3 separate regions of the Mus musculus genome follow, and regions 2 and 3 are each linked to region 1. The links are chromatin loops, found by intact Hi-C in ENCODE. Cell type or tissue: left cerebral cortex. All regions are shown on one strand. Links, peaks and the distances in the headings refer to the core of each region. The heading gives the core; the rest is flanking DNA. Region 1 holds the start of Azin2 (antizyme inhibitor 2). Region 2 overlaps Rnf19b (ring finger protein 19B). Region 3 overlaps S100pbp (S100P binding protein).

The links. Peaks named below come from ENCODE experiments on the same cell type or tissue, not always from the same donor. Only the 100,000 strongest peaks of a DNase experiment are listed, where the experiment ranks them.
Region 2: a loop joins it to region 1, with 4 times the contacts of the local background. A loop is called at or near these places in 41 of 42 quality-filtered maps.
Region 3: a loop joins it to region 1, with 2.3 times the contacts of the local background. A loop is called at or near these places in 2 of 42 quality-filtered maps.

What each region holds. Positions count from the first base shown.
Region 1 is chr4:128,955,755-128,966,289 of GRCm38, forward strand. It overlaps Azin2 (antizyme inhibitor 2), which reads right to left and starts at 6,701. Exons shown (of 11, transcript NM_172875.4): 1 at 6,547-6,701; 2 at 6,330-6,450; 3 at 5,609-5,805; 4 at 4,030-4,203. The coding sequence starts at 5,713. In left cerebral cortex, for the core only: CTCF peaks have their summits at 1,565 and 1,767; DNase peaks (open chromatin) are centred at 1,754, 2,028, 5,691 and 6,781; H3K4me3 peaks cover 2,277 bases; H3K27ac peaks cover 920 bases.
Region 2 is chr4:129,077,064-129,087,598 of GRCm38, forward strand. Rnf19b (ring finger protein 19B) reads left to right here. Exons shown (of 9, transcript NM_029219.2): 6 at 1,844-1,984; 7 at 3,279-3,486; 8 at 5,684-5,815; 9 at 6,665-7,463. The coding sequence ends at 7,127. Among named protein-coding and RNA genes, the nearest start is that of Tmem54, 23 kb to the right of the region's middle. In left cerebral cortex, for the core only: CTCF peaks have their summits at 5,906 (motif pointing left) and 9,233 (motif pointing left); DNase peaks (open chromatin) are centred at 4,686, 5,879 and 9,221.
Region 3 is chr4:129,175,612-129,186,146 of GRCm38, forward strand. S100pbp (S100P binding protein) reads right to left here. Exons shown (of 7, transcript NM_001379590.1): 2 at 7,990-8,106; 3 at 6,131-6,921; 4 at 4,578-4,660; 5 at 2,630-2,721. The coding sequence starts at 6,919. Among named protein-coding and RNA genes, the nearest start is that of S100pbp, 8.7 kb to the right of the region's middle. In left cerebral cortex, for the core only: a CTCF peak has its summit at 4,158 (motif pointing left); DNase peaks (open chromatin) are centred at 4,237, 8,089 and 8,927; H3K27ac peaks cover 443 bases.

The sequences.
Region 1 (10,535 bases), core at 1,070-9,069:
ATCAGCTTCGGGAGTTCAACGGACAGACACACAGCCAGATGTGACTATGTATACCTGCAATACCAGCACATGGAGGATGAGGCAGGATTGGGAGTTCAAGGCCAGCCTGGACTATTGCAGACCCTGTGGGAGGGAGGGAGGAAAGGCAGGAGGGAGGGAATGAGTCAGTCTTGCATTTTAAGTGAAAGGTCTGAGCACTTATTCTGGCTACCCGAGGAAAGGTTTCATGGGATTCTGGGGAGACTGGTCCATGCCTCTTACAATCGCCTGAGAGAAATGGTAAAGCCACACTAGAAAGGACAGAGGAGGTGCTCTGGAGGGAGGGTGGCATGATGGATGTGGAGGTGGGGGTGAGGATATGAGACTGTGCACCAAACAAGTGGACAGGTGTGAGGTGACCATTCAAGCAAGGGAGGCAGGGAACAGATAGCGTTTAAGGCGGTGGGAGAGCTTGAGTCCAGAGGGCTGCACCATTCCAAGGTATCGGAGGCACCAGCACCCAGAAACTGTGTAGACCATAGAGCGAGAAAAATATGCACAGGATAGATCAAGTGTTCTCGGAGGGTGAAGGCAGGCCCAGAGAATCTCAATCTCTCAATTGTGCGTTCTCTCTCTCTCTCTCTCTCTCTCTCTCTCTCTCTCTCTCTCTCTCTCTCTCCAGGGAAGTTATATTACTGTTGCATCTTATTTAATGCAACAGTATTTTCTGGGTTGAATACTGTTGAAAGATGAAGAAGAAAAGAGTTCCCCTGACTAGATCCATACACTTCCACACAGAAAGCTTCCAAGCTTTTTAGCCTGCTGCGCTACAGTGACTGGGAACAGGCTACACCACGGCAGTCTCCTGATCACAAGATGCTTACTGTGTTTCCAGTCAACTGCTTGCGTGTTCCCAAACACTATCTGCCAAGCTCGGAACGCAGATCTGCAACCCAGGCAAACAACCAGCACCTCATGTTCTCTGTGAGTGGATAAATCAATGTACCACTTGGACATTCGCAGGTTGTGGAGATGTTGTGATTTGCTATTATTTTTGATTGTGTTGAGGTAAGAATGACAAGAATGTGCCACCATGCTGGGCTTACATGGCCATATCTAAAATAAGGCGTTGACCAGAATCTAGGAGCAGTGTTCATGCCTATAATCTCAGCACTGCTACAGGTTTGAGGCCAGCCTGGGCTTTGTAGTTAGACTCTATCTAAAATTTAAATAAGTAAATAAATAAATAAATAAATAGAGAAGCAAAGCAGTTGGATGAGGTGGTATATTTATGACTGTCATCCCAGCACTCAGAAAGTGAATTAAGAGGACCAAGAGTTCGGGCTTGCCTCAGTTGCATAAGATCCTACCTAAATAAAAAATTATAATAGTCACTGCATCCTCTCTGATCCCTGTTAGAAGAAATTCTGAGGCGTATCCAAACCAGACAGCTCTGCAGGGTTCAGCCACAGGGGGGAGCAAGGGAGTAGGCTGGGGTGGGGGTGGGGTACATTAATCCGGAAAGAGGCTGGGAGGCAAGATCAAAGACAGGAGTCCCTTGGGAAGTAGGAGGAGGCTCAGAGCACCGAAGGAGTTGCAGCCTGTGCCTCTGGCCTGATTGCCTGTCTACATCCAGCCATTGTTCATGCCAAACCTTTGGTCTAAGTGCAGAAAGGTATGACACCATCAAGCCTGGTCACCAACTGTGACTCACCAGAAGAGGGCAGCCTCCACCCTTAAAACACCTAGAAGGGGTGGCTAGTGAGGTGGAACAGGGTATTGGTGCTTGGGTTATAAGTGCCAGAGGCCACACCACTCAAGTAAAACACATCAAGCAATCTGTGTGAGCCACCACTGCGGAAGAGAACGTCTCACCAGCCACACTGACAGCCAACCCTCTCCAAAAATCTTGGAAAAGGCAAGCCAGACTCAAGCTGGCATCTTCCAGGGCACGACTCCGGGGCAGGCAGCTGAACCTCTGTGACTCACTTCCTTATAGACCAAATGTGTCTATATTCTAGAGACTGTTGTCAGAATCCGGGTAAGAGAATGACTTCACAGTAAAGGAATAACCTCGCAGCGCTGTTTCGAGAGTGAGATCATTTGCAGAAAACTCCTGGCAAAGAGCCTGACCCAGCAGGAACTCTCAGTCAATGGCAGATACATTCAACACACCCCCTTTCTCCTGTCTTGCAAGCTTTTCTAAGACTCTATTTGCCACAACTCTGCCCTTTGGCGTCCACTCCCTGAAACTAGAGGACCCAGCACTTCACTCCTGAGTTTCCAGAAGCTGAGGGATCTAGTTGGTACGCTTTTGCCTTATTTTTCAGCCCTAGTTCAGAGGAACCAAAGGATCCCGTCTCTTCCTGCCTCTGTAAGGAACTTGCAGCGCCATGGAAGGCCACAGGCAAAGCAAAACCTTCTGCCTCACTGGGCTTCATGGTAGACATATGCAGAACAAGGCCAGCAAAAAAGACCAAGAGGAGACTCCGGAACCACAATGAGTGAACAACAGTTAACCTTCAAGTCAAGGTTAACCTGCCTGCTCGCCTCCCATACGTGGATTCACTCTAGCCCCGTAGGCTTGGCCAGCCTAGCTGTCCTTTCTCCTCCAAGAATTCTTTCAAGGACTCTGTTTACATCAGCCCATCACGATGCTGATCTCCTCAGAACAGCCATTCGTAGTCACCGAGAACATGACGGTGCTGACATCACAAGGCATGCCCAGCAGGCTTATTTCCTCCTCGGCGCTCCGCACTGGCCCTGACCTCTGCCTGGAAAGTTCTTCCACTCATCCTCCACCTGGCTCAGTCTCCTACCTCAGTCAAATGTGAATTCAAAATCTCAGAGGAGACTTCCTCGGATGGCTATCTAAAAGTGCAGTCCAGCCGCGTGTGGTGATGTGACTCCTCCTGGAATCCCAGCATTTAGAGAGGAGGAGACAGAACTGAGAGCGCCAAGCCAGGCTGTGGGAAACAGCGAGTTCTAGACTAGCCTACAGTCGGCAGGGACCGACGCTGCTTCAAAACAAACTTCCTCACCCAACTTCACTACTTCCCACCTACAACAGCACACATGCTCATTGTTGAGTTTTCTAGAAAGCACCATGAAAAGGGGGCTTTGTATCGCTTACTTACAGCTAAATTCCCAGCTGGGAGAGCATTTTGCTGAGTGAATGAATGAGACAGACATAAGCGAGAAGGCTCTTAACCCAGCAAAAGCAGAATGGATGAAACTCAATGAATGAGCAGGCTCTTTCTTGCTCAGTGCCACGCTGCAAGCCCCACCCAGTCAGCCACCACCCCACCGTAGCTCAGGACTACAGACTACACATAAACAGAGCCAACGGAAAGCCACCAGGAGGGAATTAAAAGCCGAAATCAAATTAGGAAGACGGCCTTTGGCAGCAACAGCAAAACTCTGAGCAGATTAGTCTGAAAAACACGGCCACATGTTAAGCTTACAAAGGGAAAAAACCCCAGCCACATAGGAGTGGTTTTGTTTTGTTTTGTTTTGTTTTGTAATTACAAGATTGGTACCTACTGCTCTAAGCCAAGGCATTTTAAAACTGCTATTAAGTTTAATTCTTTTCTAAGTAGAAAAATTAAAATATGAGTATTTCTTTAAAAAGAAGAAAAAAAATAGCCTGGTATGATGATACATCCCGGCACTTGAGAGGATGGAAGTTAGGAGAACCAGGAGTTCAAGGCCAGCATCAGCTACATAGTGACTTTAAAGTCAGCCTGGACCACAATGAATCCCTAGCTTAAAGAAAAAAATTATAATAATAAAACAGAAGGATAAGTCCAAACCCATTCAAAGGGTGGCCCATATGCCCAGAGACTTCTCAGGATCCCATTTGGAACTTCAGAGTTGACAAGTTCCACCCATGTCTTCCTCCCTGGAGCCTCCTCTTCTCTTGAGTAGGTGTCCTTCCCAGAAGGTCGTGGTCAAGTACAGGTCCCTCCTGTTCCCTGGAGTCCCCAACACCAGAAGGGCCACATTTGGCAAGCATCGAGGCTACGCGTGCGGTAGGGACGGGGGGCTCACCTTGTTGGCACAGCTGAAGCCCAGCCCCAGTTCGGCTAGAACCTTCAGCACGCCCAGGCTGCTGTTGCACCCGACAGCATAAAAAGGCCGGACTCGAGGCAGGTGCTTCAGAAAGCAGAAGTGCTTCCTCACTACAGCACCCAGGTCGGCCACGAAGAAGGCAGCCACCTTGCCCTGCACAGCAAGAGGCGAACGGATGTGAGACCCAGCTCCCTCCCTGTGCCTGCTGGCTGTCCACAGTCCTTCCGGAGACCGGACACCAGCACCCTGCTGTAGCTTTCTGAGGCTCCCATGTCCTCCAGGACGGAAGGCAATCTAGGGCTGACACTTAAGGCTGTGTGTGACCAGCTCTAGTCAGTCCCTCCTCTCAGTCCAGCTAATGCCAACTATACAGACTGTCTACTCTTTCCCATCCCAAGCCTCCTGTGTTCCCACCATGCCCCCTGCCAGGTCTGGCAGGTTCTCAATTTCCTGTCATTCACCCTAAATGCTACCCCCACACTTATAAATACATATATACATACATACACATATATATGTATGGTTATACATAGTTATATATAAAATATATGTGTTATGCAAAATAGGTTTTAACCCATAACATTTAATGCTCTGGCTGCATTCTGCATGTCCTTTTAAAGCAGCAGACCTATATATACAGCTATCTGCTCCACAAAAGGCAGATACCGTGGCGTACAGCCCACTGCCAATGTCATGCAAGTGCTCTTCCCACTTGCAAGCCATGCCTGATCCTCACAGACATGGTTGAGGCTGTGGTAAACCCTTCCTGGGACTCATTTTCCTCTTCCTGCAACTTCTTTTTTTTTTTTTTAATGGATACCCATTCGGTGTTGTCCAACATAATAATTGAGGCAGAGGCCAAAGACCTTGAAAGGGCTTGGATCTGGAGAGAAACCGCCCTTAAGTAGTTACAAGTCCCTTTAATAAATGCTATATGGGACTCTACAGAATAAGTGAGTGGCCCTGGAGGCAGAGAATACAGAGCCAGCCAGAAGCAAATCAGGAAAAAGGCAACCGTAGAGGGAGGGAACCCTGAAGACAAGCCCAGCAAAGGCCCAGTGAAACAGCACCTCACATACACAGCGACTCTGCTCTAACTGAGCAGAGCGCAAGCCTGAGCATGAAGCCGGAAGTGCGGCTGGGGGTCCTGGGGCAGTGGGGAGCTGTTGTGGGATTCTGTTCCGGAGACTTGCAGCAGGTGGGAGAAACAGGAGAAGGTCCTGGGGGCTTCGGAGAGAAGAGGACCAACCACAAGGGAGGTTCTCCCGTGAAGTTCCTGGAGCTGGGTATGCCTGAGTGTAGAAGGGGAGAGCGCAAAAGGCAGGTACTCCGAAGTTCCCACCTGGAGTGCTGGGGAGACCGTGAAGGTGGAGATACTGTTCTTTTCTCAAGTCAGGAAACACAGGGAGGGCAGATGTGGGGGCAAGGACCAAGAATTGGAGATAAAGGGGACAATCTAGTAAATATCAAGTAAACAAATACCAATACCGAGAGAATGGGAGGTCTCCTACAGAGAAGAGGACAGGCAACCAACCCACACCCATTTCCATCCCCTCACCGAGGTGGCCTGGGAGGCCCCCAGAGTGAGCTCCTCCAGCAGATCCCGGGTGCTGAAGCCCTCCTCCACCATCACAAAGTCCGATTCACTCAGATAGCCAGCCATGCTGAGCAGGAGGAGCCCAGGGGCTGGAGGAAACCGCTGCCTTGGAGCACCGCTGGCTGCCTTGGCCACCGCCTTAGAAAGTATGCAACACACTGTGGGGAGAGGGAGATGGAGGAAACCGCTGGGGAACAGGCTGCATCCCTCACCTCCCCAGGCCTACGGTCCCTGCCCAGTCATGTTCTGTGCCCTTGCCCAAGCCTGAGAAGCCGAGGTTCGCTGGGAATGGTGAAGTTATGTCTGCTAGAGCCTCAATTACCCCCATCTGTTAAATGGGATTGGTTTGGAGTTCTTTTCCAGTTCTGAAATTTGAAATTGGAAGAAAAAAAATGTGGGGACAGATCTGAGAAACCTAGTTGGGGAAGTCTCCTTCCAATTGAAGGATTTCTCCAGTCCAGACTACACCTACCTAAAGGGCCAAAAAAAAAAAAAACAAAACCCGTGAGCTTGAGTTCGAGTCGGCTCTCTGCTTCATGACCTTGGGTCAGTTTCCCCATTTATAAAAGGTTGGTCCTGACACACTAAGAATGCTCTATGAGCCACGGGTGGGTTCTGTCCGCGGGACGGCTCTCTCAAGTGCAGGGCGGGGGTCCCGCACCCCAACCCCAGGCCTCCTTACCAAGCCCCGTCCTCCTTCGCGGGGGCCAGAGCCAGGCGCGCTGCTAGGGGGGGTCGCCGGTGACCTCGAAACTTGTGCAACACCCCGAGGAGGAGTGGCAATTGCGGAGCCGAGGCCCCTGCTGAGAGGAGGCAAGGGGGGCCGGGGGAAGGGTCAGCGCCCAAAGCCGAGGACGCCCGCTCCCCGAGGCTCCCCCCCAGCCATCTCCTGCACTCGCCTTAAAACGCATTTACACGGCTTCGGCCCATAGGTCTCCCCAGCGAGTGAATCGGATCCTCGGCGCCTCCGCTCGCTCGCTCCCCCCGGCTCCGGCCCCGCGGCCTGCGCCCCGCGCGCCCAGCAGCCACCGACCCCACGCCCCGCCTTGCGCCCGCCGCTCGCTTATATAAGCCCCGCCCTAGCCCCGCCCCGGTGCCCTGGCCCCGCCCCTGCCTGCTCCGTAGCCAGGGCAACCGGGTGCCGCCAGCCCATTGGTCGATTCGGACATAAAGCATTCAGCCCTGCGAGGCTGCTCCGCAAAGCTGCGCAGCTAAGCAAGCTGGCTGACTGATGTCCGCGGAGGTCCACGCGGGGAAATCCTTCGAATCCTAGGCGTCTACGTGGTCTGAGCCGCAGATCCTGCGTCCTGCGTCTCAAAAAGTGACTCCGGAAAACTTTTCTGTCCCTGGCTGAAGTCGATGGCCCCCTGCTCCTCCCCTGGTGAAGTTCTGGCTCCGCCCTTGGAGCCCAAACCTCTCCTGTCTTATTTTGTAATATGACCTTTTACTTAATCGCCTCTTCTAGGCATTTTAAACTCCCAACTCAAATGCCAGCTAAAATGTATTCAAATAGAATTTTTGTGGCTTCACGAGCTCGGGGTGATGCCTTCATTCTCAGAATCCACAAGACTCTGGTGAAATGTGGCTTCGACTCAAAGCATGTCTCCTCTTCTATACACAAATCCCTGTTCATCCATCAGAGTCCAGTGTAATATCTTCCTCTATCGGACCATCCCTGGCCCCGAAACGCAATGGGACTCACAGTCCTTGTCTCTGTCTGACCCCTCCCCTCCTTCCCTTGAGCCTTAATATCAGTTGCTGAGATACCCGCACCTGCTTTCCTTTTTTTTTTTTTTGCCTGATAAAACATCTCAGCTTTGTGCACTCCAAGGGCAGGGACTGAGAGCCGGGCTCCTTGGAGTGCTTAGCATGCGCAGGGTGTTGCTCAGAAGCTAATTCAAGAGTTCTCCGGGTAGAAGTCCGAATGCTGCTTGTCTCTGCGCATGTGGCTGCTGACTGGGAAGAGACAGAATGGAACCTTTCCGGTGCTTGGTAATGGTTACAGGTGTGTGTGTGTGTGTGTGTGTGTGTGTGTGTGTGTGTGCGCGCGCGCGCTCCTTGAGTTATACACATATGATTAATGCCCTGTTGTACCTGTTATGTATACTACGTTAAGAGTTTGCAAGTTTTAGCCGGATGTGGTGGCGCACGCCTTTAATCCCAGCACTTGGGAGGCAGAGGCAGGCGGATTTCTGAGTTCGAGGTCAGCCTTGTCTACAAAGTGAGTTCCAGGACAGCCAGGGCTATACAGAGAAACCCTGTCTCGGAAAAAAAAAAAAAAAAAAAAAAAGAGTTTACAAGTTTTAAGCCAGGCATGGTGGCCCATAGCTTTAATCCCAGCAAATCTCTTAGTTCGAAGCCAGCCTATTCTACACAGAGATCTACTACCAGAGCTACACAGAGAAATCCTGTCTCAAAAAAACAAGAAAAAAAATTACAAATTTTAAGAAAACCCTTGGTAGGGTTGGAGAGATGGCTCAGAGGTTAAGAGCACTTGTTGCTCTTTCGAAGGACCAGGTTCAATTCCTAGAACCCACGTGGGAACTCCACCTAATTCCACACCCTCATCTGACTCCCCTGATCACCAGGCACAAATGTGGTACACATATGCATGCAAGTGAAACATTCATACACATAAATCTTTTAAAAAATAAAGAAGGAAAGGAGAGCCCTTGGCATATAATAAGTACCTCATAAATGCTACTGACTTGCCAAGAATATCCCAAGTTTTATTTGGTAGAAATCTATAGAGTCTCACTTAATTAAACTGCCTTTTAATTATTGCTTGAAGTATGTCTGGGGGTGAGAATGTAGCTCAGTTAACAGAGAGCATCCTGGCATGCACCAACTAAACAGGATATGTTGGTATTGTCTATAATCACAGCATTCAGGAGTAAGAGTGGAGACAGGAGGCTTGGAAGTGTAAGGTCATCCTTGGCTACAAGGGGAGTTCAGAGCCAGCCTGGGCTACAGGGGACCTTGTCTTAAGAAAGAAAGAAACAAAACAAAGCCACTAACCCATCTGTAACATCTCCTGAAGAACAGCCAAGATGTTCTTAGAGAAAAGCAAGTCATTTCGTAAAGCCTTAACGTGTATGGGGCCCGGTTCACATCTCCATCACCAAAAAGGGGAGAGAAAAGGACTTCCTCCCCCAGATATCACAAAACATTCTATTAGGTTGTAGTCCTGAAAACAATACGGTTCTGGGGCAGGAAAAGGTAATTGAATAGTCATGTGGATGGGAAAGCTTGGTTTACAATGAAAGCAGAGTTTCATTCAGACTAGTGGAGCTGAGAGCTTGATCAGCTGTGAACATCCATACACCCGCTGGGCTGTAGTCTTTCTGAAGACAAAGGCACATCCTGTCCAACCTCAGTATCTCCCCAAGACGTATTTTACAACCTAATCAAAATAAAGTTCACAACTGAGGCCATGTGGGACCACGGAGTCGGAGAAAGCCATTTTCTGATTCTCACCTTTCCTGAGCCACCCGTGACAACTGAGCAGGCTGCCTGGCCTCCATTACCCCTGTGAACCAATTGGGTTCACACTGCTTTCTTGAGGTCTAGGTCCTTCTGCTTGGAAGCTCTGTGCTTCCTGTGCACAGGGGTATCCACTGTACACGCGTCACTAGCGGGTTCCTGCTTTGAGAGCTAGCAGCCATTTACAGCATGAGACTCACAGTTCCTGTCCATGAATCCTCTTCCTCTCTCTCAAGGAGCAAGGTTCTGAGATCAAACATCTGAAAGGGGTGGGCCTTGGAAGCCATGGGAGAAGCCTCAAAAGATTAGGCTTAGAGGAGAGGAAACACACTCAAACATTGTTGGCTCTATGTTTTGTTTCTGAAATGGGATCTCACTAGTAGCTCAGGCTGGACTAGAACTCACTACGTATTTGAGGCTAGTCCTAAACCCATAGCAATCCCTCAGCCTTTCCGCTTCCTGTTACAGATGTCAGTTCCTATACCTGACTTCTACTGCTTTTTGCTGTTGTGGCTTTTGATTATTTGGTTTGACTTTGGGGGGGGGGGGTTGGAGTATCTTATGTTGTTGTCGTTATCGTTTGTTTATTTGTTTACAACAGGGTTTCAAGTGGCTCAAACTAACCTCAAACTAGACATGTAGCCAAGGGTGACTTTGAACTTCTGGCAAAACAGGCTTCCAACACCACTCCCAGCTTTAAAATTAACTTGTTATTTGGCAATTTTGTATACTGGTTCTACATTTTAAGTGTTCGTTGAGCTGACTGCATTTTGGGTACCGTGGTCTTAAGTCCTCCTGGGATTAATAGGCACATAGTAGGTAACATTTAGCATCTCTGTGAATGAACAAATCAGAATCTAGTCTATCCATCTGTAATCTGTAAAGGATTAGTTATGAGAAGGAAAAATCTACACCCTGGACTAGGTACAATTAGTCTGCCTTTCTCTTTTTCTCTATTAAGTAAATATTATGTCATTGAGTCAATTTGATCTCTTACATCCTGAGAGCTGCAGTTGTTCCCATTTTGTAGAGGTATCTGAAGCTCAGAGGAGTTCAGTAATTTGCCTAGAATAACACAGCAGGTAAGGGTGGAGCCTAGTGACTGGGTTGGGAGAAATGGCTCTGGCAAATAGGAGAGGCCCTGGATTCACTCCCCAGCATCACTCAAAAGGAAATATTTTTCCGGGCAGTGGTGAGACAGGCCTTTATTCCCAGCACTCGGGAGCAAGTTCCAGGATGGCCAGGGCTACACAGAGAAAGCCTGTCTCAAAAAAAAAGAAAGAGAGAGAGAGAGAGAGAAGGAAGGAAGGAGGAAAGAAAGAAAGAAAGGAAGGAAGGAAGGAAGGAAGGAAGGAAGGAAGGAGGAAAGAAAGAGAGGAAAAGAGAAGAGAAGAGAAAAGGAAAG
Region 2 (10,535 bases), core at 1,499-9,498, 120 kb after region 1:
TAAGCAGTTTACCAACTGAGCCATTTCCCCAGCCTGGAGATTCATCTTCGTAGACACTGTTAACTATGATGGTTTTTCAGCTACACTGCATTATCAGGATGTGTCTCAGACAAGGGCCTACAACTCAGTCTATCACACAGAAAAGGTTGCACTAATTAATGAAAATTAAACACTAGACTTTTACTTTTCCTCCTTTTCTTTTATTTATTTAGTTAGTTAGTTAGTTAGTTTTGGTTTTTTTCGTGACAGGGTTTCCCTGTGTAGCCCTGGATGTCCTGGAACTCACTCTGTAGACGAGGCTGGCCTCAAACTCAGAAATCCGCCTGCCTCTGCCTCCCAAGTGCTGGGATTAAAGGAGTGTGCCACCACGCCCAGCTCTTTTTTTTTTTTTTTTTTTTTTTTTTAAATTTACTTATTCATTTGAGTACACTGTAGCTGTCTTCAGACACACCAGGAGAGGGCATCAGATCCCATTACAGATGGTTGTGTGCCTCCATGTGGTTGCTGGGAATTGAACTCAGGACCTCTGGAAGAGCAGTCAGTGCTCTTAACTTCTGAGCCATCTCTCCAGCCCCCTCTTCTATTTATTTGTTAAAGAATTCACACACACAAACACTTATTTTCTATTAATGCCTCACAGTATCTTGGGAGGTATGAGAATTTATTTTAGACAAATTTAGCCTAGCGTGGTGATGCCCTCCTGTAATCCTAGCATTCAGGAGGTGAAACAGGATGATCAGGAGTTCAAAGCCACCCTCAGCATGTCAAAACCAAACTGAGCTACATGAAAGAAATCCTATCTCAAACACAAAAGTAAGAAAGGAAAGATTAATTGGAAACCAACATTTCATGAGTTTTATCATTTGTCAGCAGTGGTTCTGGGTGTCTCATATGTAATCTATTAAGACTTCACAAGTGCCACAAAGTCAGCATAATTAGAAATATAAAGGTACAGTCTATGTGGATGGAGCTAAGGTCAAGTCACTGGGACATGAATCCAGGCAGACTTCTTGCTTGCTTGCTTGTTTTTCAATTTATCTTTATGTGCATTGTTTGTCTGATTGCATGTGTCTGTTTGAAGGTATCAGATCCCCTGGAACTGGAGTAACAAAACAGTTGTGAGCTGCCATGTAGGTGATGGGAATTGATCCCAAGTCCTCTCTCTAGAAGAGCAACCAGTGCTCCTAACTGACTGCTGATTGACCTTTCCAGCCCCAAATCAAGACAGTCTTCCTTCTTAACATGTAACAACTGAGCTACTCTGCACATACAGCAGTGTGATTGGAGAATTGAGTCTGAGGAACCCTCAAATCACAATCCCTACAGCCATTCGCCCAGTGTCTATTTTTATGTGTATGTTTTATCTGTATGTATAGCTGCACACACTTGTATACCTGGTGCCCTGGAGGACAGGATGTCATTGAATCCCCTGGTACCGGAGTCAGACAATTGTGAGCTGCCATGGGTGCTGGGAATCAAACCTGGGCCAGTGCTTTTAACCACTGAGTGATCTCTCCAGCCTTCAGTCTTTGATTCTTGATTAATTCTCAGTTTAGCACTTCAACAATGAAGGGAGTAGTATAAAATCAACATATGTTGGATGCATTGGATTCTACATGTATATTTTCTTTATCACTGGAAAGGTTCTATGAACAGACAGCCAAAGGACTGAAGCCAAGACATCCAGACTTTTGTGACTGTCTGCTCCTGTGTTATACCAGATAGCCTCTTCAGATGGCCATGTTTGTCTTTGGCCCTAGTGGCTTGCTTGTGCTCAATCTGGGAGGGAGAACCAGGACAATTGCCTGTTGACCTGATGACATGTTTCCATCTCTTTCCCCAGGTATTGGTGTCCCCATTATGCTGGCATATGTTTATGGGGTTGTGCCCATTTCTCTTTGCCGTGGAGGTGGCTGTGGAGTTAGCACAGCCAATGGAAAGGGGGTAAAAATTGAGTTTGATGAAGATGATGGTCCAATCACAGGTAAAGGAAGGACTTTTATTTCCATTTGAATCTATAGAACAAAAGATAAAAGTCAGTAGAATTGAGCACATATTTACAGAGGTTATCACTGGATTTCTTTGGATAATGAGCTTTGTGGGGGGTAAAGTATTTTTAGCCTTTCATTTCTTGGTTCCAGAATTATTAGGTTAATTCCTCTGGTACTTGCCTGTGTATGGCAGGTATGAGGCAATAGGGCTTCAAGTAACTGGAGTGTGCTAGCGGGGTGGTCAGAAAGCTCCGCGTCTGTGCCGCACTCCGTCAGTTTCGGAGGACTTTATACTTTATCCTGCTTGCTTCTTACAACAGCTCTCTGAAGAGGGAGGCCGGGGCTATCATCCCCATCTCAGCGGGAACTGCTTTAGCTTGTATTTTAGTAGCAAGGGCTTCTGCAGACCTGAGATGAGAGCAAATCTTGTGACTCCTACTTGAACACTGTCTTCACCTACTTGCAACACGGGTGTTTTTGATGCTTTGCGGCAGAAGCTGCACGCGAGCTAATCAGATGTTAAGTAAAGGGGTTTGAGAGCACTTCCCTATAATCCTAGCATTGGGGATGGTGAGGCAGAGGAGGTCATGTGTTCAAAGCCAGTCTGGGCCACAGGGAGACCCTGACTCAAAGTAAAAAGAGAAATACGAGTGAGGCATAATTGCTCACATCTTTAATCCTAGCACTGATATCCAAGGCCAGAGTGGGCTAAGTACTAAATTCAAGACAGCCTAGACTATAGAATGAGAGACCCTGTCTCAATTTTTTTTTTTTAATCTACTAAGGTAGATAAAAATAGCTGCTGTAACCAGGCAGTGGTGGCTCACACCTTTAATCCCAGCACTTGGGAGGCAGAGGCAGGCGGATTTCTGAGTTCGAGGCCAGCCTGGTCTACAGAGTGAGTTCCAGGACAACCACGAATATACAGAGAAACCCTGTCTCGGAAAACAACAAAACAAAACAAAATAGATGCTGTAGACTTATACAGAAATAATAGTGGGCTTGCAGTTAAAATGTGGTGTGACTTATTTGATCCTGAGTAGTCATTTAATTTCAAATTCTTATTTCCTCATTTGAAATCAGGGCTCCTAATCACTAAGTTACTGAGAGGCTTAAGTGCAGATGTTAGCAGTCTGGTTCTGTTGTCTCACACGGTCGCTGCTTGTTAAGTGAATTTGTAGTACTTTTCAGCATGAAAATCCTCCACTCTGAAGAGTCTCTTCAGGAAAATGCCTTCCAGACTCTTTGTATGTTGTTTCAAATGGGGGTGTCTGGTTCTACCCATAGTGGCAGATGCCTGGCGAGCCCTCAAGAACCCCAGCATCGGAGAAAGCAGCATTGAGGGCCTGACTAGTGTGCTGAGTACCAGCGGAAGCCCTACAGATGGACTCAGTGTCATGCAGGGACCATACAGCGAGACAGCCAGCTTCGCTGCCCTCTCAGGGGGCACACTGAGTGGTGGTATTCTCTCCAGCGGCAAGGGAAAGTACAGCCGGTAAGTAGAGAGGTGGTCTGTAGCAGGCATTGGAATTATTTGTAAGAGAGGACACACCGAGCCACATCTCTATACCACTTTAAGCATCAGTGGTATTTTATTTTTCAAAGTTCACAAATTCTTTGCATCATAGTGACTTCCACTTAAAGAATAATGTTGACTTTAGGTCTTGCTGCTTCATTCTGCTGCCTGCTCTAGGAAGCAAGAAGAGCAGAAGGCAGGCGCTCTGTTAGGCTTGTCGTTGGTTTTATGCTGTGTCACGTTGACTCTGGTACTGTACTCTTCATGACCCTCTTATTCCCACTGGATAGAGTAGGAAAATCAGTTCTGTGAATTTGTGTTAAGAGTACAGAAAGCCTTGTCAATAAAAATAACTGATGTACTTGCATTTTGCTGATGTGCCCTACCGTAATGCCATAGTTATTCATATTTACATATACAGCTGGCGTTAGAGGAGAAGCAGTTAGTTGAGTTCAGTGGGGAAGAGTGGCCTCGTGGAGCACAGCAGAGCAGGAGGTGAGGGAGACAGAGCATTGTCTCAGGTACCTGGAGGGATCCTGCTAGGAAAGGATTAGTACTCCGTGACTGACAGGCAGCAGCCTCCACTGATTTCATGTGCTATGGAGAACATGGAGGAGGCTGTAGGAAGGCCCCAGAGAGGACACTGCCTCACAGAGGACCTGGGCGGTTAGGGCGAGAGCAGATGGCGATTTGGCTGCAAAGAAGATGCAGTGGCAGATGGCGAGTGGACTAGATCTTCACCTTGGTGTCCTTCATTCGCCTGGGAACCTCTTAAAATAGACTCTAGGAGCATATTTCCAGAATTAATAACTTAGGCTGTCCTGGGATGGGACCTGAGGGTGGTCTATGTTTAGAGAAGACTCCCCAGATGATTCTAGTGTAGCCGCTGGCATGAACCAGCCTCTGGCAGCCACCAAGGAGGTGACCTGGTAGGTTCTGAGAAAGGCTTTGACCACTGAGTGTGTGGCAGAGCTGAAGCTGGAACACAGGCCTGAGAGCACCCCCCAGTTGCCCTCATTTCCTAGTGTGGGGCAGAGACACAGGCAGCGGGATGGAGCTGCTGCTGACCTAGCTGCATCTTCTGACTAGTGTCCCTTGTTAACGGCCCCTGCCCCCACATGCTGGAGTATTCACTGCTGTGCTCTCTTAAAACCAGCTCCCCTTGAATGAGCCACAGACATAGTTGGAGCGTGACTTGCTGAGACTGCAGTGCAGCCGGCAGCTGCTGCATCCAGTGAAAGCCGTTCCTTTATGGGAAGTGAATGAGTCAAATGGGCTGGACTGCGAAACCCATTATGAAGAAATACTGAAGTGCAGAACAAAATGGTGCTGAGCCAGAAAGGAAGCAGTTAGGGGTTCCCAGCCTTGAAACCCTATTAGGAAAGTGCTGTTGATGAGGGAGGAGGTTGGCTCCTATATGCCCTTCATTCCTGCAGCCTGGAGGTTACCTGATTACTACGTGTTTGAGTTCTTCCTCTGTGTCCAAGGTAGAAAGGGCAAAGCAGGAATGAGTTGTGAACTCTTCCTTCCGGGGCCTCACAGAGCAGTGGAGAGAGGTGTGGAAGTTGGTGCAGAAGAGGGTTGGGCACTCAGCTGGAGGTGCCTGCCGGGTGCTGGAAGAGAGAGAGTAAGAGGAAATGGTAGTCCTTTGTTGTTAAAGACCTGGCATAAGTTGTTCAGGCAGAGAAAGAGAAACTTTTGAGACAGGGCATAGCATCCACAAAGCCATGGAGGTACAGAATGAAAACTCAGGGGTTGTGATGCTGGAATTGGGGTAAGAAAAGGAACCCAAGCCGCTAGCAGGTCGGGAAGGCCACAGATGTCTGTAGGCAGGAAGGGGGCCAAGAGTTAAGAGATTTTAGGATGGTTGGGTCTTGGCCTGCGTTGACACTGCTCTGGAAAGTTGCTTGACTTGAATTTAGGGGCTGCTGGACACAAGCCCGGTGTTGATTTTTTTAGTCAAGGACTTATGTTAAAGGGACAGAAAGGAGGGGGCAGTTTCACTTGATATGTAAGAGAGGAACTATGCTGGCATGTATTTGAACTGTTTGGCAGTTGGAGGTGATCCAACAGATTATCACAGTTCTCAAGAGAATAATGGAAGAGGTGTGTTCCAGGAAACAAACCGTCAGAACCCTGCTTCTCCTGTTAACTTGCACATCCCCTCTTTACACAGGTTAGAAGTTCAAGCTGATGTCCAAAAGGAAATTTTCCCCAAAGACACAGCCAGTCTTGGTGCAATTAGCGACAGCGCAAGCACTCGTGCTATGGCCGGTTCCATAATCAGTTCCTACAACCCACAGGACAGGTATGAGCAGGCAGAGCCCGGGACAGCTGTATTCATTGGGTAATAGGTCCTCAGCGCTCCCTTCCTCATCTCAGGGCCCTGGGTGCCATCTAGTGGAGATGTGGCGTGCTTCTGAATCCATTGTGCTGGAGTGTTCATCTCTTAAATCTTGTTAGCCTTTGACTTTCCTCCCTCCCTCCTTTCTTCCCTCACCATCTCTTTCCCACCTTTTCCTTCTTTTGTCTAGCTGTTGCAACAGTGGAATTATTCAAATGGAGTTTAAAGAGCTAGACTGATGTTAGCTAGGGCCTGGGTCTAGATCTCCTCTCCGTTCCACTGCAGGAGGAATGAATGGCTTCTGACTGTGATGCAGTCGTAACAAGCTGCCAGCTTGCTCTTACATTTCTATTAAAAGTAAGGTAGGATGAGGTACTTAGTTGAATTCTGGAAGCTATTTATTTGTGTGTTAGATTGTTGTAAATGAGTATGCATATATGTATACCTACATGCCAGAAGAGGGCATCAGATACCATTACAGATGGTTGTGAGCCACCATGTGGTTGCTGGAAATTGAACTCAAGACCTCTGAAAGAGCAGCCAGTGCTCTTAACTGCTCAGCCATCTCTCCAGTCCCTCTGGAAGCTCTTTTTAGATGTTTTAAGGAGAGCAAGCGTGTGTGTGTGTGTGTGTGTGTGTGTGTGTGTGTGTGTGTGTGTGTGTGTGTAAAGGGAAAGTGAGAAGTGAGCTCTGGTCTACGTGGACCCACCTCTTCTAACTACTTAAGCCAAAACCCAGAAACTATTTTAGGAGCAGGTATAATATAACATAACCTATGCGTGACTCTCAGCACAGTGAATTTTGTTCCCACAGAGAGTGCAACAATATGGAAATCCAAGTGGACATTGAAGCCAAACCAAGTCACTATCAGTTGGTGAGTGGCAGCAGCACAGAGGACTCGCTCCATGTCCATGCTCAGGTGGCAGAGAAGGAAGAAGAGGGTAATGGTGCTGGTGGTGGCAGCGGTGGCAGTGAAGACGATCCCCCTTACAAACACCAAAGCTGTGAACAGAAAGACTGCCTGGCCAGCAAGGCTTGGGACATCAGCCTGGCCCAGCCTGAGAGCATCCGCAGTGACCTGGAGAGCTCTGACACGCAGTCAGATGACGTGCCAGACATCACCTCAGATGAGTGTGGCTCGCCCCGCTCCCATGCTGCAGCCTGCCCCTCCACCCCCCAAGTCCACGGTGCACCGAGCCCAAGTGCCCACAAGAACCTCGCTGCTCCAGCTGAGGGCCAGACTGTCTTGAAGTCAGAAGAGTATGAAGTGGAATGAAGGCCCCTGTTCTGAGAAGCACACTTGTTGTAACTGCATCTTTTGGAATCTTTTTCGGGGGAGGGTGGGGATTTATGTATTTTGTTTCAAAGATTCTCTGGTCAGGGTTCCCCCAGGGAAGTTCTGAGAAATTTACAATTTCTTACCAGATAAAAAATGAAATTTGCCTCTAGTATCCCTCCCCCTATCCTCTCATTTTTAGTTTTAATTTATTGGCTAAACTGATGTTGGCAATCTGTGAGGTGTGTCAAAGAATGTACATATGTATGTGTGTATATTGTATGTATGCTAACATTATTGATGACACATTTTAATAAAGAATTCTGTCATAACTGACCTCATGTCACTGTCCTTGGCTTGGGTAGTCCTGCAGAGCCAAGTGTTTATTGGAAGAGTAGTCTATCTGTCTGTGAGAGGCCTGCGGTTTTCTAACCCCAGGGAAGAAGGGTTTTACTCCCTCCAACTGCAGTGGAGTCGCTTGTAGAGCAGCTTCTCCTCCCATACAGGAAGCCAAGGCAGGCTTGCTGTAGACTGGAGTCAGGCTGAGTCTGCAATAGCGAGGAGACCGAGTTGCACCTTTTTTGCCCTCGAGAGGCAGTTCTGCAGTTTTCCTGTCAGAGCCAGATTCATACTCACCACACTCTATAGTCAGTGTTTAGGGGCAGAGTCTGTGGAGAGGGCTTGGTGACCCCGCAGGGTTACAGTTAGGAAGCAACTGGGGCTGAAACCCAGATCCCTGTGCATACTGTGTAGCTGCTCTACCCCTGAGCCGCATCCCAGCCTAGGAGCCAAGCCTATGGGAGCAAGAGCTGTTTCTGCAAGATCCCAGGCAATAGCTAGCATAGATGTTGGCTGTGCTCTCAGGTACACGCTCCCTGCCAGCCTAGTTAGAGAGAGGCTGAGAAATGCGGCCTCCAGGGAAAGCAGCGGGCAGGCGTGCCGCCCAAGTCTCCCTTGAGCTTACACGGTTAGCAGGAGTGAGCTGTTAGTACCAGAAATCTGGGCACTGTCAAGAATAAGGTCCTTGGGCTGGGGGGAGCGGGGGGTGGTTCAGCAGAGGCATGCTTGGCTAACGTGGACAAGGCCCTGGGTTCAGTCCCTGGTACCATAAAGTAATAATAGTAATGATAATAAATAATGTCTTTAGGAATGAAAGCTCATACAAAGAACTGCAGAGCAAGAGATTCAATGTCAGAATTCCAGATCTGACTGTCAGTTACTTTCCTATGCCCCCATTTTGCCCAATCCTTAAACCAGAATCAGGCAGCTTGTTGATCGATCGCCTTAGCACTGGGCCCAGGGGAAGAGCCGAATGCATCTTTGTCTGAGGACCAGCTGCCTTTCTGTTTGTATTCACAGGTTTACCTGCTGCCTTATGCAGTAAAGGATGGGGCGTCCAGACAGCAGCCACTGTGGAAGATCTTACTTCTCAGGCTCCACAGGCCACCTTGCATTTCCTTGCATATTGGAACAGGAAATGCTGTTAATGGACTTGGCGTCTCAGTAAGAAAGTGTCCTAGAGATGTCCCGGTGCGACTAAAGGAACCTGTTGGGGAGAAAAGGCAGACAGTTTGGAGACCCCTGAAATGCAAACAACCCACTCGAGATTTGCAATTCTTCTAAAGCCTCATCAAAAAAGCACTTAACTTGGATAAAGTCAAAGGCAGTACGTCAAAATGCGTGGTCTAGAGTCAAACCTGTAGTCTTTGTTGTTGTTGTTGTTGATTTGTGCTGTCCTGGAACTCACTCTGTAGACCAGGCTGGCCTTGAACTCAGAAATCCACCTGCCTCTGCCTCCTGAGTGCTGGGATTAAAGGCATGCACCACCACACCCAGCCAAACCTGTAGTCTTTATCTGGTAAATGTATGAGGTAATGCTATAGAACTGGGCGGACTACTCACTCCCCCATGTCTGTTTCCTCTTAGTCTGATTCTGGGGCCACGGGTTAAGATGCTATACTGAAAATGCTTTGGTAAAGGCCATGTTTCTAATAAGGAGCAAAGTCAAGAACACTGGGTGTCTTGATACTGGAATTCAGTCTCAGGCTTATTTGACGTTCCCTAGTGTGAAACCAGCTGAGAAGGCTCGTTGGTGCCATCTGGAGGAAGAAATGGGTAATGCTCTACCTCATTCGCATCCTTTCACTGAGAGGCCCAGGACACTGTAGGTATGGAAGGTAACAATAGGGAGAGCACACGGTTTCTGTCTCCATGGGGCTTACATTCCAGTGAGAGGAGACGAGATGGATGCTACCTACATGAGGAGAGGTATGTTCTTGGGAGCGAGTGACAGACGGGGCTGTTTCTGAGTGGCAGTGTTTTTGCTTTCCAGCACTGTGACAAAATACCTGAGATTTCACCTGGGAAAGAGGAAGGGGCCATGGTCCTGTGGCTCCATTGCCATTGGGGCTGCAGTGAGACAGAGCATCATGGTGGGGGTGGAGTGGGATTACCTGGTGGGAGAAGCTCTTCTCAGCTCATGGCAGCCGGGAACCCCAGAGGGATGTGCTCACAATATCCCACTCAAGGGTGTGTATCTCATGGCCTAATTTCCTCCAGCGGGGCCTTCTTTCTTAGTTTTGACCACCTTCCAACACCACCAACCCAGCTAGGGACCAAGCCTTAGACAGATAGCCCCAAGCCCAAACTAAGAAGGGAGCAGAGAAACCATGTCTGAAGATACAGCACACTATCGTGTCTGTGATGGGCACGCTGTGGGTCGAGTCAGGGAGCAGAGCTGCTTAAAAGGCAAGGTTGTGCAATGCCTCAGAACAGCTTGGGAGGAGAGGTCAGGAGGAGTAGCACTCGGGCCAGTGTAGTGGGTGTGTGCAGCCAGCTTCCACAGGGCACATCTGGTCCCTTGACATGACAAGAGGCTTTGGGCTTGGTGGATGAGTAACGTGTCCCTAACACACCGTCTTATACTGCAGAGGCCATCAAGCTTCGAGCATCGTGTCTTCCTTGAAGCCAAGGCTCTGTGTGTAACTCGTCTTGCCAGTGAGATGCATGAATGCAGTGTAGACAGAAGGGACCAACGGGGAGACTTTCTTTAGCTTCTTTGGCTGACGCTCCTGCAAAATCGCCACACCTCAGATTGCTCCTCAGCGGTCCAGGGTCAGCAGTAGCTTTTGGGGTATGCAAGGGCATCTCCAGCCGGAGGCAGCAGCTTGGTGCATGTTCTTAGAGCTAGGTGGCTCCTCATCTCTATGGTGATGTAGCCGTTCCCATGCATGTGGGGATAACTGTGGGGACCTAGAAACACAGTCTCCAGCCCCTCAGGGCTTTCCAACTCTTTGTGAACACTTCCTTTGTCTGCATTGAACCCTTTCTACTTAAAATTGTTAATGTTTGGGGTTTGTTTGGGTTTTTTTCCCCCCTCTGTAACTTCTGTTGTTGTTGTTTCAGAAA
Region 3 (10,535 bases), core at 1,143-9,142, 220 kb after region 1:
TTCCAGGACAGCCAGGGCTACAGAGAAACTCTGTCTTAAAGGAAAAAAAAACAACAAAAAAAAATTATATTACACAATTTTACCTAAAAATTCTATAATGAGCCAGGCCCGGTGGCACATACCTTTAATCCCAGCACTTGGGAGACAGAAGCAGGAAGATTTCTAAGATTGAGGGCAGCCTGGTTACATAGCGTTTCCAGAACAACTAGGACTACAAAGAAGACCCTGTCTCTAAAAAAACCTTAGCAAAAATATTTCACTATGAAAAGAAAACACTTTCTTTTACTTTATGAGTGTCTACCTAAACATATGTATGTGGACTAAATGCAAGTCTAGTCCAGGCAGTGGCCAGAAGGGGAGATCAGATTCCCTGGAACTGGAATTTGTTTTGTTTTTCCACAAATTAGTTTGTAAATCGTCATTTGGGTTCTGGGAATCCCAGGCTCTATAAAAGCAGTAAGTGTTCTTACCCCCTAAGCCATAACCCCAGCCCCAAACTTTCTTGTCAATACTGGTATTTAATAAATTCTATTAGCTAAAATTGTATTAGCTTGAGCTGAACACTGTCCTATACATTATATGTGTATTTAAATATATAATTATGTTTCATACAAACTAAACTTCATTATTCTCACGTTGTAAACAAGTTTCCAGTGGCTCAAGGTCCCACCTAGTCACCAGTGGTGCCAGAATATAGCCCAGAAGTTGTACCAATGGGATGGCTCAGCAGGTAAAGGTACTTGCACGCCTAATGACCTGAGTTCAATAATTGTGACCCACATGGTGGAAGGAGAAAATTTATTCCTACAGGTTGTCCTCCACACATGCACTGTGGCTGCACATGCCTACGTACATGCAAACATGTGTACAAAGAAATTATAACAAAAAATAAGTTAGAAGTTAAGTCTAAACTTTATTTTTTTCAACCAATAAAGTCTATTGCTTTCCTATTGTATTTCTAGCTATTCCTTGAAAATAGATTATAAATTGTAGTAATTTTGGGAAAGGAATTGCTGAATAAGAAAGCAAATGGAAAAGATGGAAAAAAGAGAACAACTGTGCCTTGCTTTGCATGAGAAATTTTCTTTGAACACCTCAAATGAAAAAGAAAAATATAACTAGATACCAGCACACCTCCCAGGACATAAAAGAAGCCACCTCAGAGGGAGAAACAAAACATCCAGGCTTTTTTTTTTTTTTTTTTTAAATAAGCTTGAAGATGAACAATGAGCTTAAAGTCTGCCCTCTGAGCTGGGCAGCGGTGGTGCACGCCTTTAATCCCAGCACTCGGGAGGCAGAGGCAGGTGGATTTCTAAGTTCGAGGCCAGCCTGGTCTACAAAGTGAGTTCCAGGACAGCCAAGTCTACACAGAGAAACCCTGTTTCGAAAAACTAAAAATAAATAAGTAGTCCACCCTCCAATGATATGGGTGGGAAAACATGTTTACTTCCAGCAGACCTAATAGTTCAAACAAACAGACCTCCTCACAAGCAGGGGGCTAAGAAATGAACACCAGTGATATCTGATTGTTTAATAAAATCTCGAGCAAAAACTAAAGCAACTTATTTTTTTTTAATTTCAGATTGGTATTAGCATTCTAGACCTTTAAAGTTAGAAACTACTAACCCAGGGCTTTTCAAGAGAAAGGAGGCTTCAGTGCAGAACAACTTCCCCACACCCTTCCTTAGAACAGCCCCAAGTACCTACACTCAGGACCTGTTCTACGGACCTTCTAGGACATCTTTCTCAATTATCGCTACTCTTCTCACATACACACTGAAGAGTTCTTTCCTCATTAATCTAAGTGTTTCCTTAGAAAACTAATCGACATTTTAGTATAATGATCTTCTCTAGACCATGAATTCCCACTGCAGGCCAAGAACCACTGCTTATGTCTCCAGTTGCTAATTTTCAAACTTAACACTTCTAAAAGTACTCTACAAAGTTTGCTGAATAAGGACAGAAACTAAACTAAACAGAATACAGCATGCCCTCTATGGGAAGAAAATCTTTTATCAGTATAAAACCTCCCAACATTCCATGTCATTAATTCTGCTCTTTTCTCTTTAGAAATTTCCCATCAGCCACTGGTTCAAACTGAAGAAAACAGTATAATCTCCACTTCGGCTTGCAATAGCTTCTCTGAAGTACAGGAAGATACGTTTGAAGGATCTAGAACATAGTTTAGGCTTTCAAGAGCTTGTAGTGAGAAGCCAAGATGCAGGGTAAAGTTTGAAATGCTTGCTTTTTATATTTAAAAGCAAAAGGCAACAGGAAAAAAGCCACATTTTAAAAGACCGGAAACAGTGATTAGTAAGGAACTTCACTTCATCCACTTCTACTACATAACAGTCAAAACAACAACAACATCATCATCCCCAGCTCAGTTCACAACCCTCAACTACAGGGGAGAGAGTCACTAGCCCGAACCCTTTCTCTAATGTATGTTGTCCAAACCATTTTGCATAATTATCTGCTTAAAGAACCCTTCGAAATAAATCTTTGGATAAGGAAGTTTTCTTCTTCATCAGTTTAAGAAAATTCAAAACATCCCAGTTTAAGCTCATTATCATGGAAAGAAAATGCCTAAACCCATGTTTTATAAGCCATTCTTTGGTTGCCATGTTACCTTGGTTAGAGTCCCCTGGATCTTCTATATGAGCAATGACTTTGCTGAGATAAATGTCCTTCTGTTTTTCTAGCTCTGATTGTGAAAACATCCTTGAATAAAGCAAACCAGGAAAAACACCCATTAGAACCATGACTATAGTGCTTTGTAGAAAAGTCACATATTCAAAACAGGCAAAACATCCTACTTTCAGAGGCAAATTCTCTTTTAAGATCAGTGAGAGAAAAGATAATGTCAATTACAGTACAAAACTGAAATCAAGTATAGAGTTTAGAAGTAAAGGAAGAAAAAGAATAAAACCTCTACTAACAAAGAATAGCAGAAGGTAAAAATGAAGTCGCTCCTAAAGAGAGAAAACATTTGTTGAATAATTCAAGTTTAGCGAACTTGGTTGAGCCACACAGAAAAAGGTGATTAAGCTGAAAACTGGGGGGGGGGGGGGGGGGGGACGACCTCCCAGCTAAATCTAGCAATTTAGGACAGTCATGCATGACCTTGGCAAGAACAATTTCTTAGTCCTTGCTCATAATGATAGTTCTGTATGGAAAGTCAGTGGATGAAAATATTAACATTGTCATTTATTAGTGTTCCAAACAGCCTGATTTGTGGGTTTTGGTGTAATTTCACTCTAAGGAATTCAAAGTGAGGCTGGAGAGAGAGATCAGCAGTTAACAGTGCTGGTTGCTCTTCTACAGAACCATTACCACATAGCAGCTCACAACTGCAATTCCAGCCCCAGAGGACCTGACTCCCTCTTCTGGCTTCTGTGGACACATGGCACACAAATATAAATATAGGTAAAATACCCATACATGTAAAACAAAAATAAGGGCTGGTGAGATGGCTCAGTGGGTAAGAGCACCCGACTGCTCTTCTGAAGGTTCAGAGTTCAAATCCCAGCAACCACATGGTGGCTCACAACCATCCGTAAAGAGATCTGACTCGGGGGCTGGTGAGATGGCTCAGTGGGTAAGAGCACCCGACTGCTCTTCCGAAGGTCCGAAGTTCAAATCCCAGCAACCACATGGTGGCTCACAACCATCCGTAATGAGATCTGACTCCCTCTTCTGGAGTGTCTGAAGACAGCTACAGTGTACTTATATATAATAAAAATAAATAAATCTTAAACAAACAAACAAACAAACAAAAAAACTATCTTTAAAAAAAAAAAAAAAAGAGATCTGACTCCCTCTTCTGGAGTGTCTGAAGACAGCTACAATGTACTTACATATAATAAATAAATTAAAAAAAAAATAAATAAAAAATAAAACTATCAAAAAAAGGAAAAAATTGACAAAGCTTTCCTCAATTATGTAGAAAAAGAAATAAAACAGAACCCACAAAACTAAAATTTAGTTAATAACCTTGTCATTTTTTAAAAATGTTTAAGTAAAAATATACCTTAAGTGTATAATAGAAGTCTTTTTTTTAACTTTATTGTAATTAAATCAATCTGATTCAACATATAAAGTAGCTTTTCTAGTACACGCTACTAAAATGCCCATGTATAGATACTGCCATCTCCTGGCAACAAGAAAGTAAACTAAAAAGATGGCCTCAAACTGCAACCCTAACTAGTATTTGTCCCCAGTAGTACAAGAAGAGAGAAAACTAAATAATTATCTAAACAATTTTAGACTTTTCTTTGTTAAAATTCTTACTTCCTATCAAGTATGTGATCAGGCCTCCTCATACATGGAAGTTTTGTGTTTATACAGTATTTTACTTGTATGTCTTTCAAATAACCTTTTGAGGCTGTAGAGAAGGCACTGTTATCTTCATTTTTCCTGACACCAGAACTCAAGGGAGAGAATGATTTGCTTGAGATAACACAAACAGGTCAACTCAGACTTTCAAGTTTGCTTAGTCCTCCTGCAGGATTTCATACCCTACCCCAACATAGTACAGGGAAGGAAGGGAAGGACCAGACGGCTCCACAGGACATTACCTGGTTCTAGTTTGTAGAACAGGAATGACTTTGCCTAGTCTTCTCTCACCTTTCGCCTCCCCAGAATCCTTGTCAAAGGCATGCTGATTTGTTGTTGTTGTTGTTGTGATTGTTGTTGTTGTTTTCCAGAGCAGAAGGCAGGAATAGGACAGAGAATTACTAGTTATATTTTTATAATTTACAGCTGTTATCATTCAACTATTAAAGCTCTCTATGAGAATATAAAATTTTGGGGGGTGGGGGGAGTTGAGACAGGGTTTCTGTGTATAGCCTTGTCTATCCTAGAACTCGCTCTGTAGACCAGGCTGGCCTCAAATGCAAAGAGATCCCCCTGCCTCTACCTTCCAAATACTGGGACTAGAAGGATGCGCCACACTGCCTAGGGAAAATATTCCTTTTTAATAAATGATTATCTTTAAATACTATGTATAACGCACTATAGTAGCATTTAAAATAACAATTATAATCTTTAAACAAGGAAAAAATTTTTCTGAAGATGAGATTATTTTATACAATATTCATTTAGGAGATTGAGAATCAAAGTCAGAAGCTAAATAGAGTCTAGAGATACAGCTCACTCCCCTAATGTGTGTGAGGCCCTGGTTTGGATCTCTAGCATTTAAAAGAAACCAATTTAATAGAAAAATTTAAAAGCCTGAGCTAGATATGGTGAGTCGTGTTTGTAATCCCCGCACTTAGGAAGCAGAGGCATGACTGCTGAAAGATCTAGGCCAGTCAGACTTACAGACTGAATTCCAGGCCAGCCATGGACCAGACACTATTTTTATACACATATTTCATTAATTCTTGCTGTAACATACAGTAACATTTACTCAATTTATAGTAAAGATTATCAGGTGGATGGGTACAGCTTAGCAGTACAGTATATGATTAGCATGTACAATACACTAGGCTTAATCCTTATTATCAAAAAAAGAAAGAAGTTTGCTGGGTGTGGTGGTGACACTTTAATACCAGCACTCAGGAGGCAGAGGTAAGTTTCTCTGAGTTTGAGGCCAGCCTGGTCTACAGAGTGAGTTCCAGGACAGCAGGGACTAAACAGAAAAACTCTATCTAGGAAAGAAAGAAAAAAAAAAACAAACCACAAATCAAAAGATAAAAGAAAAAGAAGTTTGAAGAAGCATCAAAGGTTGAAAAACGAAAGTAATGGTGTCAATCAGGATTCAAACCCTAATTCATTTGAACACAAATTCTGCTAACCGCAAACAAAATTATCATTGTGGAATATATGATGGCCACAGGGGGTTTTTATATGTTTACTTTTTAAAAGAGATTTATTTATTTATTTTATGTATATGAGTACACTGTAGCTGTGTTTAGACACACTGGATCCCATTACAGATGGTTGTAAGCCGCCATGGGGTTGCTGGGAATTGAATTCAGGACCTCTGGAAGAGCAGTCAGTGCTCTTAACCACTGAGCCATCTCTCCAACCAGTTTTATGCATTTTATATATGGAAGTTAAGTACATAGGAATTCTTTCTGAATGAAAATAACTTCCTTTCTACTATGTCTTGAAAAAATGTACTTACTCTGTTTGATGAACTGGACACAACTGGAATTCTCACTTCACAACCTGATTTATGTGAGCCACTGTTTTTCCTGTTGGGGACCTCTGAATGGTTGGAGATCTGAGAGAACACAGGGGTAGGTTTCTTACTTTCAGGTATATTTTTATCAGAGGCAGTTTGTTCGATGTTATTGTTTGAAGGAGAAGAAAGCAGGGGCCCATCCCAAGCAGAGGTATTGGGACTGACCCCTTCAGGCTCAGTGCAACGTTTACTCTCATTAGGTTGAGGGTCATCTTCTCTCGTCTGTTCCCGAAGGGAGGCAGGATTTTCCGTTTCTTTGGAGGAATCGATCTTGTCTTTATCAAGCACAGGATCACAAACTGTTGGATTAAATGGTGCGACAACAGTTACTTTTATAAGATTCTTTTCAAGTACAAAGTGTCTGTTTAATGATTTACTAGGAGTAGGTCCATGACCAACTGATGTACTTAGTTGAGGTAGTTTTAGGAAGCCAGGGGTTTCAGCTGCTGGTCCCAAGCTGTACAAAGAATTTTCTTGAGGAATATCAGGTAGAATTTGACTCTTTCTTGGTCTATACTCATTATGCCCACCATCATCGTCCTTCAAGAGCATCTCAATCTCTTCCTCTGTGAAACTGAAATGGCCATCATCTTCTTCTCCATCAGAAAACTCCAACAAGGAGTCATCCAACTCATCTTCATCCAAGGAACCCCAAGGAAATGAGGCATTGCTTTTAGGCAGAAAAGAGGCACCAGAAGACTGTTCAGAGGGCAAGAGTGAACACGTCATATCTGGAAAAATATGAGGAAGTTTGTGCTGAAGAACAAGAAATATCTTAAACCAACTCCAATCTACTATGTGTATACAGGAGGCATCCTAGGATCTCAAATGCTGTTGCTTGCACAGTCACTTGTAACTTGAGAAATAATTAAGATATTTAATCTTACTAGCATTATGAAAATAAATGTTTAAATAAGATATTTCTGATTTGGGTTGGTGAGGCTGTAGAGACAAGCACTTACTCCCAGTAAAGCATAAGTTCAAGTGATTTTGTGGAGAGTAACTTGGCAACATCATCTGATTTACTAATCCTCACTTCTGCAAGTTTATCAGACTGAATTACCTACCTCAAATGCACACAGAAACACAGGGATGTTTAAATCAGTATTATTCGAAACAGTTAAATATTAGAGGCAACCTAAATGTCCACCTCTAAGAGAAATGTTCAATAAAATCATGTTCATGTCAAAAACATTTTTCAACTACTTAAAAGTACATTAAAGTAGATTTATATGTACTACCACAGAGTGTCTATAATAGTCAAGCAGAATATATGTTTTGTGAAATGTTTTAGAAATGATGCTTCGCTCTCCAGTTCTCACGACTGCACCTGGAGCCTCATGCATGCTATGCAAGCCCTCTCACATCCCCAGGCTACTTCTTACTTTTTAATTTTAGATAGAGTTTTACTCAGATGCCCAGACTAGATCTAACTTGCTCTGTAGCACAACCAGGCCTTGAATTTGCAATCCTCCTGCCTCAGTCTCCACAGAAGCTGGGATTCCAGGCTTGTGAACCAACTGAAACATACATACACTCATACACTCATACATACATACATACATACACACACACACACACACACACACACACACACACATACATTTTTTAAATGAAAATAAAATTTAAAAAAAATCATGAGAGGAAAGTAGATAGATAAATGTTGTTGAGTATAGGTGGTACATGCCTTTAATCCCAGCACTCAGGAGGTAAAAGCAAGAGAATGTTACAGGTAAGCCAAAGCTATACAGTGAGACCCCATTTCAAAAAACAAAAATTATAAAAGATGTCTTGCATACTGTGTGGAGCTGCTGGAGCAATCTCTGCCTTTGCCACGAGACCAAATGGAAAAAGGTTTCAACTCCCGCTGGCTGTTCCTTCCAGGAGACTTGTCAAAGTGATTGACTCCCACCTTCCTGCAGGCACAAGGAAAATTAAAGGATCTTCTCATCACTCTCAACCCCGGTAATTACAAAGTCAACTGCATTATGCTTCAAGGTGTTCCATCTATTAATTTTGATCTTGATTTTTTAAAAATACCAGCAAGTTGGATTATTTTCAGTGAAGAACACCAAAGAAAAATCTTTAGAGGAAAAAATTATGCAACTAAGAACTGGCTTAGTTCCTCCAACAACCGGCACTTTCTTATGACTGCTGTTGGGTAAATAAGGACTAGGAGTCCTAAGACCTAAGATCTGGCTCTGTCACTAACTAGTACTAACCATTTAAGCCACTTAGCCATTTGGACTTGTTCCTTGTAAAATAGAAAAGGGTTGGAGGAGGAGACCATGTCAAAGATTTTAACCAAACTAAAAATGATAACCACTCCAAAAACCAATCAAGCCGCTTCCTCATTTTCATTATATATAAAATACAAAGAAAAAGTCAGCAGAGATATAAATACAAAAATTGTTGCTTATTATCAATTGTAGAGTCAAGTGTCAACATCATTCAACTCTTTTTCTACATGAATGTTTACTTGTATAATTAAAACTTAGTGTGGTGGTTAGGGATGTGGCTGAGTAGTGTTTGCTTAGCATACATAGTGGGCTGGGATTATTGGCACACACCACTATATCTACTTTATGTGTTACTGGGGATCACCCAGTGAAGCGCTTTGCTAATGCTAGGCAAGTGCTTGTTTTTTGAGGTAGAGTCTCATACAGTTCAGGCTGGCATCCAAATCCCGATGTAGTGGAATGGAACTCCTGTTCCTCCTCCACCTCCCAAGTGCTAGGATTACAGGAATGTACCTCTTCACTTGGCTTCTTTTATAGCCTGTTTCTTTGTTTTTTTTGAGACAAGGTTTCTCTGTGTATCCCTGGCTGTCCTGGAACTTGATCTGTAGATCAGGCTGGCTTGGAACTCAGAGATCTTCCTGCCTGTCTCTGCCTCCTAAATGCTGGGATTAAACACGTGAGCCAACAGCTTCCGCCCAGCCCTTTTTGGCTTTTCGAGACAGGGTTTCTTTGTGTAGCCCTGACTATCCTGGACTTGATTTGTAGACCTGGCCTGGAACTCAGAGACCCACCTGCCTCTGCTGTTTAAAGCTTCTTTAACTAAAATCCCCTTTACTTTACCAGCCCCCATACCACACCTTATTCTGAGTTCTAGGTCAGCTGATCTGCAGAATGAGCCAGACAAAGCTATACAGTCTCAAAACATACCCTGTATCGTTTTGTTTTTGTTGTTGTTGTTTTTTGACAGCAGTAACTTCTAGGCCTTCTAAATTTAGTATGCTTGCTAATATACTATGGAGTATATAAATACTAAAGATAAGTTTTTATTACTTGAAAAAATAATTTAACCTACCCTAAAATGCCCCAGAAGCTGCCCTAGGTCTCACAGATGTCATCCATCATCCAGAGACACACAATGAGCTCCTCTCATAATGTCCCAAGTGGCAAAAGCATCAAAAACAATATCACGTTCATATACACAAAGAGACAAAGACATTTTAACTCATACAACCCATTCTCTTTGCAACTTTAGTTCCTGAATTTCAAGATAATTTTTTCAAAAATTCTTTTTAATTGAAACAAGCCTGGCACAGCAGTATTCAGCACTCAGTAGCACTCAGGAGGCAAAGTCATGTGACTCTCTGAGAGTTCCAGGACAGCCTGGTCTACACAGAGAGTTCCAGGACAGCCTGGTCTACACAGAGAGTTCCAGGACAGCCAGGGCTATAGAGAGAAACCTTGTCTCAAACAAACAAACAAACAAAAAGCTTGTAAGTAACATAACTTAACTCCCATGGCCACCACTTAGCCCTCTCCCCCACCAACCCCACTGCTAATCTCTTATTCCAGCCTTCTCTCCTTTAATAAATTATTTTGAAATAAATCTCAGGTATCACACCGTTTTAATTATAAAATTCCTTATCCTAAAATATCCTGCTCAGGGGCTGGAGAAGTGGCGTAATGGTTAAAAGCACTGGCTGCTCTTCTGGGGGCCTAGGCACCATTCCCAGTACCCACATGGTGGTTCAATCTACTGTAACATGTTCAGACATACAAGCAGGCAAAACATCTACACACATAAAAAAGGAAAATAAATAATTTAAACTCCTGCTCAATTTTCCAATTATCTTGTCATATTTTTCAGGCTTGAGGAAAACAAACAAGCCATCACTTAAATAAGGCCCATAAAATGCAACAGGCTGATATATCTTCTAAAGATTTCCTACCTTTTCCCTACTGTAATTATCTGTTAAAAAAAAAGTTTCTATGATATATAGAAATCACAAAATTATAAAAAATATTTAAAAAATAAAAAACACCAAATTCAGGATAGCAATAACTTCTGGTAGTGGCAAGGAGAAATGAATAGCTTCGGTCTATCTGTA